Regions from separate parts of the Homo sapiens genome. Here all the other regions are linked to region 3. The links are chromatin contacts, found by Hi-C or POLR2A ChIA-PET in ENCODE. All regions are on one chromosome and are shown on one strand. Each heading gives the region's core, a stretch centred on a gene start or an enhancer-like site at or near the end of the contact. The rest is flanking DNA. Distances are from core to core; before and after follow the strand shown. Region 1 has its middle 19 kb from the start of LSM4. Region 2 holds the start of LSM4 (LSM4 homolog, U6 small nuclear RNA and mRNA degradation associated). Region 3 holds the start of JAK3 (Janus kinase 3).

What was found. A loop is a pair of places that touch in the nucleus more often than their neighbours do. ChIA-PET counts read pairs that join two places held with the same protein, here RNA polymerase II (POLR2A). Pooled maps may share reads with other maps.
Region 1: a pooled map shows a loop between it and region 3 (7-fold over the local background). The contact joins the enhancer-like site here to the promoter of JAK3 in region 3. A Hi-C loop is called at or near these places in 6 of 50 pooled maps. POLR2A ChIA-PET finds 5 or more read pairs at or near these places in 3 of 52 experiments (HCT116, activated B cell and activated naive CD4-positive, alpha-beta T cell).
Region 2: a loop to region 3 is called in a pooled map, with 4 times the contacts of the local background. The contact joins the promoter of LSM4 here to the promoter of JAK3 in region 3. A Hi-C loop is called at or near these places in 7 of 50 pooled maps. POLR2A ChIA-PET finds 5 or more read pairs at or near these places in 2 of 52 experiments (HEK293T and activated naive CD4-positive, alpha-beta T cell).

Annotation. Positions count from the first base shown.
Region 1 is chr19:18,302,202-18,306,185 of GRCh38, forward strand. No RefSeq gene overlaps it. Among named protein-coding and RNA genes, the nearest start is that of LSM4, 19 kb to the right of the region's middle. RefSeq lists enhancers at 2,498-2,877, 2,768-3,273. Within about 2 kb of position 2,455, at least 37 of the 41 ENCODE cell types and tissues checked have a DNase peak (open chromatin) inside an H3K27ac peak, as active enhancers do; they include HCT116, where a contact is called at or near this core.
Region 2 is chr19:18,320,396-18,324,774 of GRCh38, forward strand. It overlaps LSM4 (LSM4 homolog, U6 small nuclear RNA and mRNA degradation associated), which reads right to left and starts at 2,681. Exons shown (of 5, transcript NM_012321.5): 1 at 2,623-2,681. The coding sequence starts at 2,625. LOC105372300 (a long non-coding RNA gene) reads left to right here. Exons shown (of 2, transcript XR_007067157.1): 2 at 1,339-1,602. RefSeq lists a silencer at 2,562-2,741 and enhancers at 2,802-3,021, 3,220-3,822.
Region 3 is chr19:17,845,948-17,849,997 of GRCh38, forward strand. It overlaps JAK3 (Janus kinase 3), which reads right to left and starts at 2,035. Exons shown (of 24, transcript NM_000215.4): 1 at 1,999-2,035.

The DNA of each region.
Region 1 (3,984 bases), core at 1,205-3,704, 460 kb after region 3:
TGTGAGGACCCTCGGAGGTGCTGGGTTGGAAGTGGCTTTGGAAACCCACGGGGCTGAGCGGCAAGGCTGAGTGGGAGCTCGGGGAATCCTCGCCCTCACTCGAAGTCTCCTTGAGAAGAGGCTGATGCTTGGCCGGGCGAGATGGCTTACGCCTGTAATCCCAGCACTTTGGGAGGCCGAGGCGGGCGGATTGCCCGAGGTCAGGAGTTCGAGACCAGCCTAGCCAACATGGCGAAATCCTGTCTCTACTAAAAAATGCAAAAATTAGCTGGGCGTGGTGGCGGACGCCTGTAATCCCAGCTATTCGGGAGGCTGAGGCAGGAGAATTGCTTGAACCTGAGAGACAGAGGTTTCAGTAAGTGGAGATCGCGCCACTGCCCTCCGGCCAGGGCGACAGAGTGAGACTTTGTCTCAAAAAAAAAAAAAAAAAAAAGAAGTGGCTGATGCCAAGCGTCAGGAACAGATCCCTGCAAGTGCCCACCCCAGCTCCTGTAGGGGCTTCTTTTTTATTTTATTTTATTTTATTTTTTCTTTTGAGACGGAGTCTTGCTCTGTCGCCCAGGCTGGAGTGCAGTGGCGTGATCTCCGATCACTGCAAGCTCCGCCTCCCTGGTTCGCGGCATTCTCCTGCCTCAGCCTCCCAAGTAGCTGGGACCACAGGCGCCCACCCGCCTTGCCTTCCCAAAGTGCTGGGATTACAGGCATGAGCCACCGCGCCCGGCCCTGTAGGGGCTTCTGGCCTGAGCCCTGACCCCCTCTGCCCCTTCCCCACAGAAGTTCAGAGGCTCCGTGCTTGCAGTTCCTCCACCTGTTCCGGCTCTCTCTGTGTGGCCAGCAGCTTCTTGTCCACTCGAGACTTGGTTTGACTGGACCTCCTCTTAAATTTTTAAAAAATTTTTAATTTATTATTAGTAGTATCATTTTTTTGAGACAGACTCTCGTTCTGTCGCCCAGGCTGGAGTGCAGTGGCGCTATCTTGGCTCACTGCAACCTCTGCCTCCTGGGTTTAAGCAATTCTCCTGCCTCAGCCTCCTGAGTAGCTGGGATTACAGGCACCACGTGCCACCACACCTGGCTAATTTTTGTATTCTTAGTAGAAATAAGGTTTCACCTCGTTGGCCAGGCTGGTCTCAAACTCCTGGCCTCAGGTGATCCGCCTGCCTCGACCTCCCAAAGTGTTGGAATTACAGTTGCCGCTGTGAGCCACAGCACCCAGCCGGCCTCCTCTTGCTCTGTGGAAAGGAGGTGCCACCTCGGGGTCCTGCACTTCCTGGGCAAGGCCAGCTGGTCAGCCTAGGCCCTGGCAGCCTCCTCCTCCCTGCCCTGAGGCCCCAGCACTGCCCCCTTCCTGCTTCCACCCCTGCTTCTGACTGTTCCAGAACCCTCTGTGGCTGCTTCTCATGTCACTCAGGGCCCACATCCTCCCCATTTCCTGCCCTTCTGTTTGCTCCTGTGTCCCCTGGGCACAGGGCCTTTGCACGGGACTGTCCTCCTGACCCCTGCTGGTCCAGAATGTTCTTTCCCAAGGTGGCTGGCTCCCTCGTCTCTCAGGCCCTTCCTGAATCTTCAGTGTCCTTCTCTCACCTTCCCTGACCACCTCTTCATTCACCTCCTCACGAGCCCGCCCTGTTTCTGGTTTCTTTTTCTTTTTTTTGAGAGTCTCGATCTGTCGCCCAGGCTGGAGTGCAGTGGCGCGATCTCAGCTCACTGCAACCTCCGCCTCCCAGGTTCAAGCGATTCTCCTGCCTCAGCCTTCTGAGTAGCTGGGATTACAGGTTTGTGCCATCACGTCCGGCTAATTTTTGTATTTTTAATAGAGATGGGGTTTCACCATGATGGCCAGGTTTTGAACTCCTTATCTCAGGTGATCCGCCCACTTCGGCCTCCCAAAGTGCTGGGGTTACAGGCATGAGCCACTGCGCCTGGCCTGGTTTCTTCTTTTTACAGCATTTATGCATTTGATATGCATATGCTTGTGGCTGGCTCACTCCTGTGGAAGGGAAGGATTGCCGGGGCTGTGTCACCAGCACCTGGGACAAGGCAAGTGGCCCTAGTGCCAGGCTCGTGCCAGGCCCTGGGCTCCAAAAGAAGAAGGTGGGGAGGGAGGTGACAGGGACACAGGCCATCTGGGGGTGGCTGTCAGAGTAGTGCTGGGAACAGCAGGTGAAGCCCAGAGGAGGAGAGGAGGAGGAGAGAGAGGAGGGGGATGGGGGATGGGAGTGGGGGATGAGTGGAGGAGGATGGAGGAGGAGGGGAATGGGGAGGAAGATGGGGAGTGAGAGGAGGGGGATGGGGGAGGAGAAGGAGAAGGAGGAGGAGGAGGAGGAGAGAGGGATGGCTTCCCACAGCTGCCTCTCGGGGGCCACTGCCCAAGGCCAGCCTCTGCACTTTTGTCCCTGAAGCGGGTGTTTGGCTCCAGGATGAGGTGGCGTCAGCAGCCGACCCGGGCCTGTCGCACTCTGGCGGGGGACTGTGGGCTGGCCCTGCAGAGCTCAGCCCCCGGCTGAGTCACAGCACAGCGCCAGGCGTGGGCCTCCCTAACAGAAAGCAAACTCCAGGCGAGAAGGTCTGGGGGCGGGTGGGGACCATCTACGATAAAGGCAGCCCCAGTTGGGTGAGGAGGGCACAGACCATCGGAGGGACAGAAAGACCTGGAAGCCTTGGATTTAGGAACTAGACTGGTGCTTTTGGTTTCTTTTCTTGTTGAGGGGGCTGAGGATGAGGCTTTGTGAAACCAACCAGGAAGAATGAAACACAGAGCTGGTCCGACACCCAGCTCGAGGGAGGGGGGCCGGAAGCTTCTGGAAGTTGGCTGCCCCTAAGCAGGGGCCACTCTAGCCCACAAGGCCAAGTTGGCAGAGGCAGACGAGGGGACTCTGCGGCTCAAGTCACGGGCCAGGAGCCCGCAGCTGCCGGGCTGGAAAGGTCAGAGCCGGCTCTGCGTCTGGCTGCGCCGGCAAGAAGCCACAATTACGCAGGCAAAAGAGCCCGGGGATTAGCCCCAGCACCTGGGACCCTGAATGGTGAGAAGGCACCTAGGGGGTGTTGGAACACATTCTGAGTTCAGAGCCTGGTCAGGGAGAAAAAACCAAACGGAGATCAGGAAGGGGAAGGGGCCTTCGAGGGCTTTCCCATCCCAACTTCCCAGGATGCCTGACCCCAGAGCTCCTGGATTTGATCCACGCCTCGTGACACACACAACCCCTGGGAGGAAGGAGCCCAGGCCCCTTGGAGAGCCCCAGAGGCCTCTAAGGGCCGGTGAGTCTAGGACATGGGGCAGGAGCTGCAAATGGGGCCTCCCTGCTCCCCACCCTTCCTTCCCTCCTCCTCTAAACATTGCCCCACCCACCTCGCCCTGTGAGCCCAGCCCCCTGCACGGCCCACACTGTAGGGGCATGGGGTGTGCCAAGAGATGCTCCTGTCGACCAGGCGCAGTGGCTCATGCCTGTAATCCCAGCACTTTGGGAGGCCAAGGCGGGAGGATCACTTGAGATCAGGAGTTCAAGACCAGCCTCGCCAACATGGTGGAACTGTGTCTGTACTAAAAATACAAAAATTAGCCGTCTGTGTTGGTGCACACCTGTAATCCCAGCTACTCAGGAGGCTAAGGCAAGAGAATCGCTTGAACACACGAGGCAGAGGTTGCAGTGAGCCAAGATTGTGCCACTGCACTCCAGCCTGGGCAACAGAGCGAGACTCCGTCTCAAAAAAAAAAAAAAAATGCTCTTGTCCAACAGGCAGGTGGGTGCCGTGGGCCGGTGCATCCCAAGGCTTCCAGGCCCGGGCCCCCAACTGCTGCCCCTGCCTGTGTTGAGGGGGCGGGTTTGTGAGGTTCAGGGCAGGCCACATCCTGGACCCCACATGCCCCATCTCTAACCATCAATCAAGTGCCGCTGTGGCGGAGAGGATTCAGGCGACTGCAGATATCCATCCCTGTCCCCCACCCCACACACAAGGAGAACATCCCAGGCGAGGACATTGTAA
Region 2 (4,379 bases), core at 1,431-3,930, 480 kb after region 3:
ACTTGGGAGGCTGAGGTCAGGTGGGAGGATCACGGGCCAGTGAGGTTGAGGCTGTAGTGATTGTGCCACTGCACTCCAGCCTGGATGAGAGTGAGATCTCAGCTCTGAAAAACAAAAAAAGTCTAGAGTGCAGTGGCTCACGCCTGTAATCCCAGCACTTTGAGAGGCCGAGGTGGGTGGATCACCTGAGCTCAGGGGTTCAAGACTAGCCTGGCCAACATAGTGAAACCTGATCTCTACTGAAAATACAAAAATTATCCAGGTGTGGTGGTGCGTGCCTGTAATCACAGCTACTTGGGAGGCTGAGGTAGGAGAATCACTCTCGGAGAGGTGGAGGTTGCAGTGAGCTGAGATTACACCACTGCACTTCAGCCTGGGCGACAGAACAAGACTCTGTCTCAAAAAAATAAATAAAATGAAATAGAAAAAGAAAAAAAGTGCCAAGTGTGATAGGAGAGGCCCCACCCTGGTTTATGGAAGGTCACAAGAAAATTCAGAAAAGAGAATTCCTTTCTCTGGGCTTTCTTGGAGCATCTGGAATCTGGTTCTCAGGTCTAGATCCACGAGGACCTAAACCCAGTGCCTCCTAATTCAGGAAGCTGTCCAGGACTGCCCATCCCCGCTGCTAACCTAGGCCACTCCTTCTGGCCCTGCCCTGACGACAGGGAACTGGAAGTGTGTATCCTGTGATGGCTTGTCCATTCTCGGCTACTCCTCCAGGAAACAGCTGGACAGCCAGGACTCTGGATGTTCAGAAGGTGGGAAGGGGCTGAATGAATGAGTTCACACTTTGCCCACGCACCGTTCTACATACTGGGAATCTAGTCGGAAGAAAAACGAAGATCCTGCTCCCACAAAACTTAACACAGGGATGGATCCTTCCAGCTCTGCCCAGTCTTACATGCCAACTCTGCCCTCTAAGTACACCGCAGAGAGGGACAGGCTCTCTGAATCCTTGCACTTGAAATCGCCTTTGCAAAAATTGTAGCGGGAAATTATGACAGTGAAAAGAGATCAGACCTAACCGACTCCATTGTGCTTCTAACCTTTACGCCATCTTTGCTTATTCCTAGGTATAGGCCAAACTAACCTTGGGAAGGGATTTAGTTTATAGTTTGACTCTGGAACAAAATTGGTAATAGCCCTTTCCCGAAAAGACCCTCTTCTTGCCTGGGGACCAGTCTGCCTTTGTAGGACTAACAAATAAGCTACAAGATTAGAAATTACCATTTAGGTAACTTCAGCCTCTGGCTGCAAGAGTCTGAAACTCCCCAAATTGCTCCTTGGGATAACATCACTATTATAAAATCTAAGATCAGTGCTTGAGATATTTTGCAGACCCCGTACTTGACGGATCAGCTGACACTACCCAGACCAGTAATCTGGCTCAACCAGTCCTGCGATCCCACCCAGGAACAGAAGACAGCAAGAAAACCTCACTTCAACACTCCCGTCGATGACTCCATCGACCTCAGGAAGCTCCAACCAATCAGCACTCCCCACTTCCTGAGCCCCTACCCGCCAAATTATCTTTCAAAACTCGGATCCCCTAATGCTCAGCGGAGACTGATTTGAGCAATAATAAAACTCTGGTCTCCTGCATAGCTGGCTCTGTGTGAAATACTCTTTCTCCACTGCAATTCCCCTGTCTTGATAAATCTGTCTAGGAAGACAGGCAAGGTGAACCCATTGGGTGGTTACACACTGACCAGCCGGATTTAGGGAGAGTTCTCACTAATCCACAGTTCTGATGCAGCCACCCCTGGGGGACCCTCCTGGTTACTGAATCTCCCACTGTCTCACAGAGTCTGGAAGTCACATCCCCAACAAGGGCCTTGGTTTCTCTCATTGAAAAAAGAAGGACCAGAAGCTGATGGGCCAGGAAACTCCCAGCTCTGAATTCCTTTTCCGATCTGCACAGTGGGGGACACGGGCACTTTCTAGCCCAGATCCAGAACTTCCAGAATCATAAACAATGGGCCCTGCAGAGACCTGGGCCGCAATTTTTCCTTCTTTGTATTGGGAGGATGTACTTTGTCCACCCCTAGCTCAAAACGCCCCCTTCCGCTGGAATGACATGCTATGTGACCCAAGGAGAAACACCACACCCCAGCACCAGGCCTGCTTTTCAGCCAGAAACCAAGAGGCCTAGGAGGCTGTGCTGCTAGCATCTTGCAAGCTCTGAAATTCCTAAAACTAAGTTTCACAACTCAGACTGGCCCCCTACTTCCCAGCACTCTAGTTTTCAATCAGGGAGGTCAGACTGGGCCCGAAGCGTAAGGGACCCCTTCCCTGCCCAAAAACTCTCTGCTGCATTTGGCGGATCCCCACCTTTTTTTTTTTTACTTCAGTTTCCCCACCTGCAAACTGGGAAAACTAACTAAGGCGAGGCCACTGTACTGTGGATACAAGTCCGTGCAACCCTAAATCCCAGACACGAACGTGATAGAGCCACCTGCAGTCTCCGGCCTCAGTTTCCCAGCCTCGTGCCGGGGGGCGGGACTCGAGGCTCGGACCTTACGTTCGCCCCGCGCCAACCAAGCCCACAGCGCCCGCCCGCAGGGATCCCAACGACTGCTGTTCCCGCCTCCCGGTGAGACCCCGCAGTTGCCCTGCCCTCACCATGGTGCCGGCGGGGACCGGGCTCGCCGGCCACTTCCGCCGCCGCCGCTGCACACGCTCCCGGCGGTCGTCGCCGCGCCGCGCGCCACTAAGCTGAAAGAAAGTGGCAGAGACGCAAGCCAGTCAGCACCGGGCTCGAAGGGCGGTCAACCAATCCACGCGGAGTAGGGCGGGGCCCGCTGGGCGAAAGGGCGGGGCGGGCCGTGTTCCCGCCGGAGGAACGAGGACGAGAGCCGTAAAGTGCCGCGGCTTGTAATGCAAAAGGAGGCGGAGCAACGCGCGCCGGCGCGGGGTGCATTGTGAGGAAATGCGTGCGCAGGTGAAACCTTCGTCGGTCTCCTGGGCTCCACGCTGTGGGCAAAGCCAGTTAATGCCTTTCGTTTGCAGTAGAGAGAGAGAAATCGAGGCTTCGTGGTGATTGGGCCGTGCCTGATGTTGCCCTTCCGACTCCTAGTTTTCTGATTCTGTAATTATCCAGGGAACATCATTTAATAGGTTGGAATCCTGACCACGACCCTCGGGGCCTCAGTTTGCTCCCTGTAAATAGTAGTGTCTGCTCCAAAACGTTGCTTACTGTAAGGATGAAATGAATGAAACCATGTAAAAGCACTTAAAACAGCGTCTGGCACATATTAAGTACTTATTACCTACTCTGTGCCTGTTTCTGCTCACAGAATGAACAAAACACAAAATTCGTGGCCCTCAGGGAGACAGACAGTAAACAAAGTAAATAGGCGAATGCTATTAGTTTTCTGGGGCCTGCTGTAACAAATGCCCACACACTGCGAGGTTTAAAACAACAGAACGTGATTTTCTCACAATTCAAGAGATCAGAATAATGAAGTGAGGTTGTCAGCACAGTTGGCTCCCTCTGGAGGCTCTGAGGACAATCTGTGTGTCCTATGCCTCTCTCCTGGGTTCTGGTGGCTGCTGGGAATCCTTGGAGTTCTTGGCTTGTAGATGCAGCCTTCCGCGTTCTGCCTTTGTCGTCACTTGGCCTTCTCTGTGTGTCTCTGAGTCTCAAATGTATCTCTCCTTTTTTTTTTCTTTTTTTTTTTTGTAGTAGAGACAGGGTCTCCCTATGTTGTCCAGGCTGGTCTCGAACTCCTGGGGTCAAGCAATCCTCCCTCCTCTGCCTCCCAAAGTGCTGGGATTACAGGCGTGAGCCACCGAGCCCGGCCGCTCCTTTTTCTTGTAAAGGACACTCCTTTCTCTTATTAAGTCCACCATAAATTTCAGGATAATGTCATCTCAAGATCCTTAATTACATCTGCGAAGACCCTGTTCTTTTTTTTTTGAGATGGAGTCTCATTCTATCACCCAGGCTGCAGTGCAGTGGTGCGATCTCAGCTCACTGCAACCCCTCCCTCCTGGGTTCAAGGGATTCTTCTGCCTCAGCCACCCGAGTGGCTAGGATTACAGGCACATGCCACAATGCCCAGCTAATTTTTGTATTTTTAGCAGAGACGGGGTTTTGCCATGTTGGCCAGGAGGTGGCCTCGAACTCCTGACCTCAGGTGATCCTTCCACCTTGGCCTCCCAAAGTGCTGGGATTACAGGCATGAGTCACCACGCCCAGCCTCGTTTTTAAATGACTGATGCTATTTATTGACATTATTCATAATATCAAAAGACTGAAAAAAACCCAATGCGACCAAATAATAGAGTAATACAGCTATAAAAAGGAATGAAGACAATCTTCATATACTGACATTGAATGGTGTCTGGATATCTTAAGTGAAAAAAACCAAGGTAGA
Region 3 (4,050 bases), core at 785-3,284:
GCTGGGATTACAGGGGCACGCCACCATGCCCGGCTAATTTTTGTATTTTTGGTAGAGACGGGGTTTCACCATGTTGGCGAGGCTGGTCTGGAACTCCTGACCTCGAGTGATCCTCCTGCCTCGGACTCCCAAAGTGCTGGGATTACCGGCGTGAGAAACTGCGCCTGGCCTAATGAGGTTTAAGACAATCAGAGGACTAGGACCCCTAGGACTCAGCTTTCGCAGCTGTGAAATGGGCTGACTCCCCAGCATCCTCATTGAGGTGGTCTGCTGAGCGCAATCCAGGCCTAAAGTGTCAACTCAATTAATGTGCATTAATTTGTATATTTCTTGATGATGTGCCGGTAAGCGATCAACAAACGCCTGTTAAACCAAACAGGAAGGGCAATTGGCACAGCGGTGTGGTGGTTACTGTGGGAAGGGAAGTCTTGTGGGGGAAAGAACCTTACCAAAGGGACACTTTGATGTCACCGATGCCCAGACCAAGAATGAGCACATTCCTAGTCCCGGGAACCTTGGAGGAGCCCCATCTCTCCCACAGAGAGATTGATGTCTAGTTTTGCCCTTTATAGAAATAAAATCACACACCATAGCCTCTCTATCGTCCCCTCAACATCAGCCAATCAAGTTTTTTGGTTTGTTTGTTTGTTTTTTTGAGACGGAGTCTCGCACTGTCACCCAGGCTGGAGTGCAGTCGCACGATCTTGGCTCACTGTAGCCTCTGCCTCCTGGGTTCAAGCGATTCTCATGCCTCAGCTTCCCAAGTGGCTGGGATTACAGGCGCGCACCACAGCGCCCAGCTAATTTTTGTATTTTTAGTAGAGACGGAGTTTCACCATGTTGGCCAGGCTGGTCTCAAACTCCTGGCCTCAGGTGATTCGCCTGCCTTGGCCTCCCAAAGTGCTGTGATTACACACGTGAGCCACATTGCCCAGCCTTTTTATTTATTTATTTATTTTGTAGGGGGGAGGACGGATTCTTGTTCTGTCTCCCAGGCTGGAGTGCAGTGGCATGATCTCGGCTCACTGCAAACTCCACCTCCCAGGTTCAAGCGATTCTCCTGCCTCAGCCTCCTGAGTAGCTGGAATTACAGGCACCCGCCACCAAACCTGGCTAATTTTTGTGTTTTTAGTAGAGATAGGGTTTCACCATGTTGACCAGGCTGATCTCGAACTCCTGACCTCCAGTGATCCGCTGGCCTCAGCCTCCCAAAGTGTTGGGATTAAAGGCATGAGCCACTGTGCCCAGCCCCAGTCGAGTTTAAAATAAGGCTTCAGTGGCAGTGGCGCCCCACTGCAATCCCAGCTACTCAGGGGGCTGAGGCAGCAGGATAGCTTGAGGCCAGGGGTTAGAGACCTGCCTGAACAACATAGCAAGACTCCCATCTCCAAAACAACAAAAAAATCTTAACAGAATATTATTATTCTGTAATACTGTAACAAAAAAAAATGAAAAGTCAGAGGTGATGTTTGGTCCCAGAAAACGCCATAGTTTTTTTGGTTTTTTAAAAATGTTTGTAGAAATGGAGGTCTGGCTATGTTGCCCAGGCTGGCCTTGAACTCCTGGCCTCAAGCTATCCTCCCGCCTCGGCATCCCCTGTTTATAATCCTCAACGTTCTGCATCCTGGTATGGTCGGGTACCCTGTGTCTGGACCGGGAAGGCCTGGAGGGTAGGGGCTGGGAACTCCGCCCCCCAATCCCTCCTTCCCAATCCCTCCTCCCCACCCCCAACCCCGCAGCCCCCGTCGCGCATGCGCAATGACTCCTCCAGGTCCGCAAGGCAGGCATCTCCCGGCCTTAGTCAAAGCCGAAGCCCAGAGAAGCGAGCGATCGGAGGATGCGAGTCTCGGCTCACGTCTGCCTCGCAGCTTTCCTCCGAGGCCTGGAAGGCGAGCTAGCCTTTGCCCTGGCAGCACCCTGCCCCAGCCCAGCCATCCCCCGCCACCACCATCCTCCCCCAGTGTCTGGGCCGAGCCCTGCGGCATCGCCAGCTCTTACCTAGCGGGCAGGGACCCTGGACTTTCGAAGGGCGGGCAGAGCCGGGAGGCAGCGAGAGGAAAGTCCCACTCGGCTCCTTCCTGTGTGGGCCCCTTGGTTTCCTGAGCCACTGTCATTTACCGAAAGTCAGGGCCCTGCGGGAGCTGGGGGCGGGGAGGCGGGCAAGGAGGGGCAGAAAGTTCCGGAAGCCTCTGCATCAGCCGCCCCGTTCAGACAGGCTGCTGGAGACCCCTAAGCCAAAGGAACTGATGATAGCACAGAGAAGGGTCTGGGTCACACCAGGGGCTCAGCCGACTCTAGACCCACTTGTTAAGTGGGGCTCTGGCCCGGCCCTTATTGCCTCAGTTTACCCATCTGTAGCATGTGTGAGTTGGGCACCCAGTGGAACTAATTTTGCACCCAGGGAAGGAAACCTGGCTGGATTTGCCCAGGAGGGAAGCAGGGAAGTTGCCCCAGAGGAAGGTCAAGTTCTTCTTTGAGGTATTTCTCCCTTAAGACTCAGGGAGACGCTGGGCGCAGTGGCTCACGCCTGTCATCCCAGCACTTTGGGAGACTGAGGCGGGCGATTACTTGAGGTCAGGAGTTTGAGACCAGCCTAGCCAACATGGCGAAACTCCGTCTCTACTAAAAATACAAAAATTAGCCAGGCGTGGTGGCCTGTAATCGCAGCACTTTGGGAGGCTGAGGCGGGCGGATCACTTGAAGTCAGGAGTTTGAGACCAGCCTGGCCAACATGATGAAACCCTGTCTCTACTAAAAACAGGAAAATTAGCCAGGCCTGGTGATGCCTGTAATCCTAGCTACTCAGGAGGCTGAGGTGGGAGGATTGCTTGAATCTAGGAGGCGGATGTTACAGTGAGACGAGATGGCGCCACTGCACTCCAGCCTGGCAACAGAGCGGGACTTCGTTTAAAAAAAAAAGAAAAGACTCAGGGAGAGATAATGACCCATTTCTGCCTGTGGTGCCCTGGGCCCAGCCCTAAAAAACCAGGTGGATCCGGCCTGGCCTCTTGGAACTTGTGATCTGGCGCTGAGACAATGAGCAAATGAAGGAGCCAAATCATCGCAGACAACAAAGAAAGCCAGGGTGTCAGGACAGGCACAGACTGGAACTTGGACCCGAGGCAGGACAGGGAGCTGGCCAGGGAAAGGGTGCTCCAGGAGGAGGGCACAGGATGGGCAAAGACCTTGAGAGGGCAGTGATCTTAGCAGCTTGAAGAGCAGTCAGGAGGCCAGGGGCAGGGGTGAGATGAGGGGGAAGGGGACTGCAGGGCGGTCAACAGGGGCAAGATCGTGGGGGGACAGGGGGATCAGGGTCTTTGGGAGAAGGGTGGGTTTTGCCTGGAGCATAATCTGGAGCCACAGGAGAGTTGGAAGTAGGAGCTGTTATAAATAGAAGAGGCAGAAGGCCCGGGCAGCATCCAAATGCAGAGACTTGGGCCAGTGTTCTTAGGATAATAGGATCAGAGCCCCGGAAGTAGAGCTTCAGGAATAGACTGACGAAGTGGTGACCGGGTACAGTGGCTCACATCTGTAATTCCAGCACTTTGGAAGGCCCAGGTGGGAAGATTGCTTGAGCCTAGGAGTTCGAGACCAGCCTGGCCAACATGGTGAAACCCCATCTCTACTAAAAATATAAAAATTAGCTGGGCGTGGTGGCATGTGCCTGTAATCCCAGCTACTTGGGAGGCTGAGGCAGGAGAATCACTGGAACCCAGGAGGCAGGCGGAGGTTGTAGTGAGCTGAGATTGTGCCACCGCACTCCAGCCTGGGCGACGGAGCAATACTCTGTCTCAAAAAAAAAAAAAGGAATAGATTTAAGAAGTTGTGGCCAAGAACAGTGGCTCACACCTGTAATCTCAGCACTTTGGGAGGCTCAGGCAGGAGGATGGCTTGAGCCCAGGTGTTCGAGACCAGCCTGGGCAACATGGTGAAACCCTGTCTCTACAAAAAATACAACAACAACAAAATAATAAGCTGGATGTGGTGGCATGTGCCTGTAGTCCCAGCTACTAGGGGAGGCTGAGGTGGGAGGATCACCTGAGCCCAGGA